Regions from separate parts of the Homo sapiens genome. Here region 1 is linked to region 2. A link is a loop called in an ENCODE intact Hi-C map of the cell type or tissue named here. Cell type or tissue: endothelial cell of umbilical vein. All regions are shown on one strand. Links, peaks and the distances in the headings refer to the core of each region. The heading gives the core; the rest is flanking DNA.

Region 1 (3,986 bases), core at 504-3,003, 83 kb before region 2:
CAAAATATTGGATTTATATTTCCTTTCACTCAGCAATTCCACCAACAGGAACTTCTCTGACAGTTACATTCACAAAAGAAGACCAAGATATATTACAGCATAGTTTTAAGAGCAAAAAAGAATTCAAACAACTTAAAGGCCTATTAGTGGGGGAATGGTAAATAAATTATAATACAGGCACATGAAAAAATACTATGCAGCAGCAATTAAAATGAGATAGATCTGTAAGTGATGGCACAAAAGGATGCCCATGATAAATGAAAAAAAAAAATGTGTACAATGAGGTCCATGTGAACCCATTTGTGTAAAAAAAGAAAAAAATACATATAAATACATGGATGCATATCTGTGCTGCTTAATACAAAATTTCTTTCTTTCTTTTTTTTTTTTTTTTTTTTGAGACAGAGTTTCACTCTTTTGCCCAGGCTGGAGTGCAAAGGCGCAATCTCGGCTCACTGCAACCTCCGCCTCATGGGTTCAAGCGATTCTCCTGCCTCAGCCTCCCAAGTAGCTGGGATTACAGGCTTGCGCCACCATGCCCAGCTAATTTTTTTGTATTTAGTAGAGACGGGGTTTCACCATGTTGGTCAGGGTGGTCTCGAACTCCTGACCTCAGGTGATCTGCCTGCCTCCGCCTCCCAATGTGCTGGGATTACAGGCGTGAGCCACCATACCTAGCCATAAAAAATTTCTAGAAGGATACACAAGTAGTGTTAACACTGGTTATTTCTAAGGAATGGAACCTACTTTCCTTTTAATATACTTTATGTTGTTTTAATTTTGAATCATGTGTACATAAGTCCATTTTTGCTTAATTTTCTTAATATGGTAAAAAGTTCAAATGCTTAAAAAGGGGATATAGAGAAAACTAAATATTCCTTCTACCTCAGTCTCCATTCCTAGAGGCAGCCACCATGACTAGTTTCTCATCTAACTTCCCAAAGTCTATGGACCATGTAAAACCATCCCACATTTAAAACGCTAGTGTAAAAAAAAATAAGATGAACTTTGTCATGTCATTGTGTAGTTCTGATAATCAAGAAGTTGCTGAATAAGTCCTCTGTTTTAGCTATTTCTTCTTAGCCAGATGATTTCCCTACATTATTTTGTAGTTAAGTGACTCATCTAGTTGGCAAGTGACAGAACCAGGATTCCAACACAGGTCTGCACTCAGATCCCAGGCATGATTATGCCATACTGCTACACTGTGGCCCGAGGTGCCATCTCCAAAGTAATATTTCCCTGGCCTCTGTAACCAAGAGCATAGCAATTGGAGCTCCATGAATTGCTTTACTTCCCACTTGGAAGTAAAGCAGTGGCTTGGCAAAAGGGTACAGATTAGGATATACACAGAAGGTTAGCTCGGAGAAGAGGTGCGAGTTAGGATGTTAGGATACACCCAGATTCTGGAAGGTTAGGAGACAAAGTTTGGTACACATATGAAAATTTTTTCAAAGCAAAACCATGGCTTCACACTTTGCCTGGTTTACACAGAACTCACACTTGATAGACAAATGCCTCTGAAATTGCTGTCAAACTCAGAAACACCAGCAGGGGGCACTAGAACTCCAGAGAAGACTACATTCAAAGACGCTACCAACATAGACCAGCAGAGGCTACTGCAGACAATTCTACCTCAGATCCAAACTGCAGGAGTTGTTAAAGCAGACTACCTTTCCATGTAAAGGGAGGCAATGATCCAGTTTCTTATCAAGCTTCCAGGAATCCATCTGGATCTCTGCCTCTCCAAGGAAAGTGTTTCTGCCAAAACGACCATGATGCCAAACTGAGAACTGCAGGGTCCTCTGGGCCAGGAGAGATTCTGGGATCTCATACTGTGAAGGGAAAGTAAAAGCCCAAGATGATTAGTTAAGGGTAATTCTTCAGACAAGATTATTCCAAAACCTGAGCAACCATTCCTGAAGTCACTAGTCCTGAATACCAAATTACTTTATGTTCCCTGAGCACTTTGAGTTTCCTCACTCAAAGCCTCAACTTAACTCATTTTATAAAAACCTACCATATTCCATAGGAGGACCTGGAAAATTCATTTTTTCTTAAGTGGATGAGATAACACTGGATTGTCCAAAAAGAACTGCCAAGGAGACTCCTTATCTCAAATGTCTTTTTTACATGAGATTTGTGGCCATGTGAATCTCAAACTTCACATCAATCCAGGAAAGGCAGATCACCTTTGTTCTCTTCACTGGGAGATCAGGATGTGAACAGATACCCAATGTATCCTCAGACACAGACATGGCCCACTGAAGCCCGTGTCACCTGGTCATGTTGCAGAGGAATAGCTACAGCTTAGGGCACAAGACAGAACAAGTTCTCCTACCCTTGAGGTCTAGATACTTACCCTCAGCGTCTCATCATATAGTGGATTAATAGTGTCCCGCTTGATGCTGGTTTTTCTTTTTCCTTGGCGGGACTTGTCAGGCAGAAGGTAAGTCTTCACATATCTAGAAACCAAAGACAGCACTGAGTAATTTGCTGGCCTTTCTCAAGCCTGCTTTTCACTTTCCTCCTCTCCATATAGATATGCCATGGTGACATGTGATGTCAAAAATGTCACCTCAAGCCCTCTTAGACATGCCATTCTTGCTTTTTCCCAATCCTGGTTCTTTTCCTACATTACACCTCCCTGCTCCCCCAGAAACAGATAAGCTCTGTTCAAGAGTGCCCGGACAGATGCCGGGGTCTGGTCTCTGGTCTCAGAGCATCAGTCAGGTTCCAGAAGCACTCACGGGTTAGAGCGCTTCTTGGCTTCATCAGCATAGGCCAGCTGATGGCACTCCTTCACATGGACAACCAGACTCTGGGTTTGCTGCTCATACTTCAGGGAAAAGGCAATCCTGCCAGTCACAAAGATGTTCCCGAAATCACCAGCTTCACTGTAGATGCTCATCATGCTGCCGATCGTACTCTGAAGATAAAGCACCCACGAACATCTGGGGAAGGCACACTCCCCCGCCCGCATTGCTCACATCTTCCCTCATGATAAAACCACAGTCACTGAACAGAAGTTTCAGAAGCCCCTGCAATAAGCCAGTGCTGCTGACATTCCTTGACCCAGAGGGTAAGAGAGAACTACCAGCACTCAAAATTGTTCAGGTGAATGAATCAGCTCATGGCTCACCTAGCCTCTTAGCTTCTCTTCCTCAACTCTTTTTACAAATTTTAGTGTTCATTTTCACCTGCCCCAGGAGGTGGGCAGGGAGCAGAGGCAAGGTGCAGTTAAGTCCATCTGGGGAATGTGTTATATACACTAAAACACCAGCTAGAAGGGGGTTAGTTACTAACTAAAACAAGGTGCCTTAATTATCTGTGGGTTTCTCTTATCCACCTTATGTCTTATCAGGGCCTACAGAGAAAAGAGATTTGGCCAGAACTGGGAGTGAGTGGGAGGGAGGAAACCCCACCAGAAGTGAAAAGGCACCTTCCTTTCTGGTAGTAATCGGTCATGCGAGCTGACATTCTCTTCCTGTGTGTGAGTGTGAACAAATTCTGTTCACCCTTGTTCCTGTTTCCCTAAATATCAATCTTCATGCTTATGACAGAACCAGGCCCTGATTCTTAAATGTTCCCTTTAAATTCATTATCCTGACTGGTATTATTGCTTGTTAACCATACCCTGATGTCGATCAACCCTGCCAGAGCCCCTCTCATGACACTCACTTTCTTTTAATGTTGAGAATTTGGAATGGGCTATGATGAAGAAATCTGATCTTGCTCACTTCATAGCCTGGGTACCCCTTTAGAGGATAAGTTAAGGTTATTGTTCACAAAGCTGTGATGAAAAATGTCCCAAGCTGTAATGTAATAATCTCCAGGTGGGGGCTCAGGAAGTCACCTAGATGTACACTAAGCACCTATAGTCTAAATTGAGGATAGGAACAAACAAATGATCTTACTTACCTGAAAAGAGTGACTAGGATGGTTTCCCCAGGTCCCGAATCTGCTCTAGGGAGGTGCTTCTTTTC
Region 2 (4,275 bases), core at 1,021-3,520:
TCAATGTAGTACCTGGGTATTGTTGCTGGTCATTCAGGGCCCAAGAGCTCTTCAGTTAGCAGGTGATGAAGCCTGCCAGGAGTGGGTCCTTCCCTTTAAGGCAGTGAGTTCCCTTCTGGCCCAGCATATGTCTAGAAATGTTATCCAGGAACTAGAATCTGAAAAGAGGGCCTCATGGCTCTGACTCATGCCCTGTCCTGCTGTGGCTGAGCTGGTACCCAAGATGCAAGACAAAGTCTTCCCTACTCTTCCCTTTCCTCTCCTCAAGTGGAAGGAAGGGGTCTCTTTTGGAGCCACAAGCTGAGCAGCCTCAGGTTAGGAGAGGAGTGATACCAGTACTCCTTCAGCCACCCTGACTGGTGTCTCAGCAGGTTGCATGCTCCCCTGCAGTCCACTGTCTGTGGCCCCAGTTAAGCACTAGGGCTTTCCTAGGAGTTATAGTCCTTGAGGCCTAGACTGCCTTTCAAGATTATTTAGAGACCCAGAGCACTTTAGCCCACAGTGGTGAGGCTTGTGGAGACTAAAGTTCCAACTGCTGGGATCAGAAATTACCCTCTGGCTAGGGCTGGTTTAAATGCTCCCTCTGTGGGCACACATCAAGCTGAGTTTGGTCTGGTTTTCCTTTCTGCTCTAAAAGGACAGCACTGAGTTCAAAACCTCACAATTGCTGTGTTCTTCCTCCCCCAGCACCCAGAGATGCTCTCTGCACCACACAGCTGCTGCCAGGGGTTGGGGGAGGAGTGGCATTGGCAATTCAAGACTGTTTCTCCTATCTCTTCAGTGCCTCTTTCAGCAAAGGAAGTTAAAACCAGGTGCTGTGAGTGCACATCTGATACTTGGTTCTTATGAAGGTGCTTTTTCTGTGTAGATAGTTGTTGAACTGGTGTACTTGCAGGGGGGATGATTGGTGGAGTCTTCTATTCTTCCATTTTGCTCCACCTCCCTCCTCTGATCTCTATAGGTATTTTCTTTGTGGTTGCCATTGTAATTACATAAAACAGCTTAAAGTTATAACAATCTATTTTGAACTTATAACAACTTAATTTCATGACACAAAATATCTCTTTAATATTGCATACCATTAACATAGATTTAAAATTACCTTTTCTGCTCTTGTTTTTAAATGCTAGATAAGATTTTTAAAGTGATTTATGTATCTACATTAAAATACTACCTACAGGATTCTACATTTATCTACATATTAACCTTTACCAAGGAATTTTATATTTTTGTATGGTTTCACATTGCTGTTTATTGTCTTTTTTCTTCAACTTGACAGACTTTCTTCAGCATTTCTTATAGGACAGGTCTAGTGTGATTAACTCCCTCAGCTTTTGTTTATCTCAGAAACTCTTCATTTTGCCTCCATTTTTGAAGGACAGTTTTGCCAGATATAATATTATTGAGTAGCAGTTTTTTATTTCAGAATTTTGAATACATCAGTTCTATCCTGCAAGGTTTCTGCTGAAAAATCTGTTGACGATCTATTAGAAGCGCACTTTTAAATGACAAGTTGTTTTTCTTTTGCTGCTTACAAGATTCTCTCTTTGCCTGTGACTTTTTATAGTTTGATTATAATGTGCCTCAGTATAGGTCTCTCTATATTTATCCTAGTTGAATTTCTTTGAGCTTCTTGAATATGTATGTCTTTCTCTCCTCTGATATGGGAAGTTTTCAGCCATTAGTTCTTCAAACAGTTCTTCAAATTCTCTGCTCCTTCCTCTTTTTTTTCCCCCTCAAGGACTCCCATAATGCATATATTGTTACATTTGAGAGTGTCCCATAAGTCCTTTAGGCTCTGTTCAGTTTTATTCATTCTTTTGTTCTTTTGGCTCCTCTGTCTAGATAATTTCAATTTCCTGTCTTCAAGTTCACTGATTTGTTCTATCTGGTCAAATCTGCTGTTGGACTTCTATAGTGAGGTTTTCAATTCAGTTATTGTATTCTTCAGTTTCAGAATTTCTGTTTGGCTCTTCTTCATGGTTTTTATATCTGTTGATATTCTCATTTTGTTCATTTTCCTGATTTTATTTAGTTGTCTGTCTGTACTCTCTTTTAATTCACATTGAGCATCCTTATGGTGGTTATTTTTAAATTCTTCCTCTGGTAATTCACTTATCTTACTTCTTTAGGGACAGTTTCTGAATATTAACGTTCTTTTGTTGGGTCATGTTTCCTTGTTTCTTTGTATGCCTTGTTATCATCTGTTGGGACTTCATTCACGAAACAGCCACCTATTGCAGTCTTTGGAGTCTGGTTTCATACAGGGAGGACTTTCTCCAATTAGATCAACTAGAGTTCTGGAGACATATAAAGCTTTCTAAGGATCCTTCCTGTCTGGGCTTTTGTATGTTAAGCTCCCAGTTGAACTTTACTGGCTTCTACTCAGGAGCCCCACCTGGTGTCTATCTGTAGTACTGCAGCCTCGCTGGTGGTTTAATAAGACATAGCACTGGAGCGCCGCCTAGTGTCTATCTGTGATAATGCACTCTGGTGCACATTTAACTCTCTTTTTCTCAGCAGCCCCCAACCTGGCACCCCATTCTTATCAGTACTTAGCTTTAGCAAGACAGACACTAGTCCCATGGGAAGCCACCGCCCCCACTCCAGAAAAGTTAGAATGTTGGATATATTTTCCATTCTTCTTTCCCTACTCAGGGAGACTTTCCCAACTCAGGGAGTTGGGAGTTCTTTCCCAATCATGCCCGCTATTTTGGAAGAAAGGGCTCTGGCAAATGAATGTCGTGTTTTCTTTGTTACCACACTTCAATTTGGTTGGCTTCACACTAGCCTGTGATGCAGAAACTTATTTATTTATTTATTTATTATTTTAAGATCTGGGATACATGTGCAGAACGTGCAGGTTACATAGGCATACATGTGCCATAGTGGCTTGCTGCACCCATCAACGGTCATCTAGGTTTTAAGTCCGGCATGCATTAAGTATTTGTCCTAATGCTCTCCCTCCCCTTGACCCCCATCCCCCGACAGGCCCCAGTGTGTGATGTTCCCCTCCCTGTGTCCATGTGTTCTCGTTGTTCAACTCCCACTTATGAGTGAGAGCGTGCGGTGTTTGGTTTTCTGTTCCTGCGTTAGTTTGCTGACAGTGATGGTTTCCAGCTTCATCCATGTCCCTGCAAAGGACATGAACTCATTCTTTTTCATGGCTGCATAGTATTCTATGGTGTATATGTGCCACATTTTCTTTATCCAGTCTATCATTGATGGGCATTTGGGTTGGTTCCAAGTCTTTGCTATTGTAAATAGTGCTGCAATAAACATACGTGTGCATGTGTCTTTATAGTAGGATGATTTCTAATCCTTTGGGTATATACCCAGTAATGGGATTGCTGGGTCAAATGGTATTTCTGGTTCTAGATCCTTGAGGAATCACCACACAGTCTTCCACAATTGTTGAACTAATTTACACTCCTGCCAACAGTGTAAAAGCGTTCTTATTTCTCCACATCCTCTCTAGCATCTGTTGTTTCCTGACTTTTTAATAATCGCCTTTCTAACTGGCATGAGATGGTATCTCATTGTGGTTTTCATTTGCATCTCTCTAATAGCCACTGATGATGAGCATTTTTTATATGTTTGTTGGTCACATAAATGTCTTCTTTTGAGAAGTGTCTGTTCATATCCTTTGCCCACTTTTTGATGGGGTTGTTTTTTTCTTGTAAATTTGTTTAAGTTCCTTGTAGATTCTGGATATTAGACCTTTGTCAGATAGAAAGATTGCAAACATTTTCTCCCATTCTGTAGGCTGCCTGTTCACTCTGATGATAGTTTCTTTTCTGTGCAGAAGCTCTTTAGTTAGATTCCATTTGTCAATTTTGGCTTTTGTTGCCATTGCTTTTGGTGTTTTAGTCATGAAGTTTTTGCCCATGCCTATGTCCTGAATGGTATTGCCTAGGTTTTCTTCTAGGGTTTTTATGGTTTTGGGTTTTAAATTTAAGTCTTTCATCCACCTTGAGTTAATTTTTGTATAAGGTGTAAGGAAGGGGTCCAGTTTGTTTTCAGCATATGGCTAGCCAGTTTTCCCAGCACCATTTATTAAATAGGGAATCATTTCCCCATTGCTTGTTTTTGTCAGGTTTGTCAAAATCAGATGGTTGTAGATGTGTGGTGTTACTTCTGGGGCCTCTGTTCTGTTCCATTGGTCTATATATCTATTTTGGTACCACTACCATGCTGTTTTGGTTACTGTACCCTTGTATTATAGTTTGAAGTCAGGCAGTGTGATGCCTCCAGCTTTGTTCTTTTTGCTTGTCT

Evidence for each region. Peaks named below come from ENCODE experiments on the same cell type or tissue, not always from the same donor. Only the 100,000 strongest peaks of a DNase experiment are listed, where the experiment ranks them.
Region 1: a loop joins it to region 2, with 16 times the contacts of the local background. A loop is called at or near these places in 101 of 110 quality-filtered maps.

The regions. Positions count from the first base shown.
Region 1 is chrX:100,684,317-100,688,302 of GRCh38, forward strand. It overlaps SYTL4 (synaptotagmin like 4), which reads right to left. Exons shown (of 20, transcript NM_001370165.1): 14 at 2,751-2,929; 15 at 2,363-2,465; 16 at 1,674-1,835. Among named protein-coding and RNA genes, the nearest start is that of SRPX2, 42 kb to the left of the region's middle. RefSeq lists silencers at 1,449-1,498, 1,559-1,608. In endothelial cell of umbilical vein, for the core only: a CTCF peak has its summit at 1,569 (motif pointing right); DNase peaks (open chromatin) are centred at 1,195 and 1,565; H3K27ac peaks cover 769 bases.
Region 2 is chrX:100,766,487-100,770,761 of GRCh38, forward strand. No RefSeq gene overlaps it. Among named protein-coding and RNA genes, the nearest start is that of SYTL4, 37 kb to the left of the region's middle. RefSeq lists an enhancer at 2,254-2,548. In endothelial cell of umbilical vein, for the core only: a CTCF peak has its summit at 2,445 (motif pointing left); a DNase peak (open chromatin) is centred at 2,405.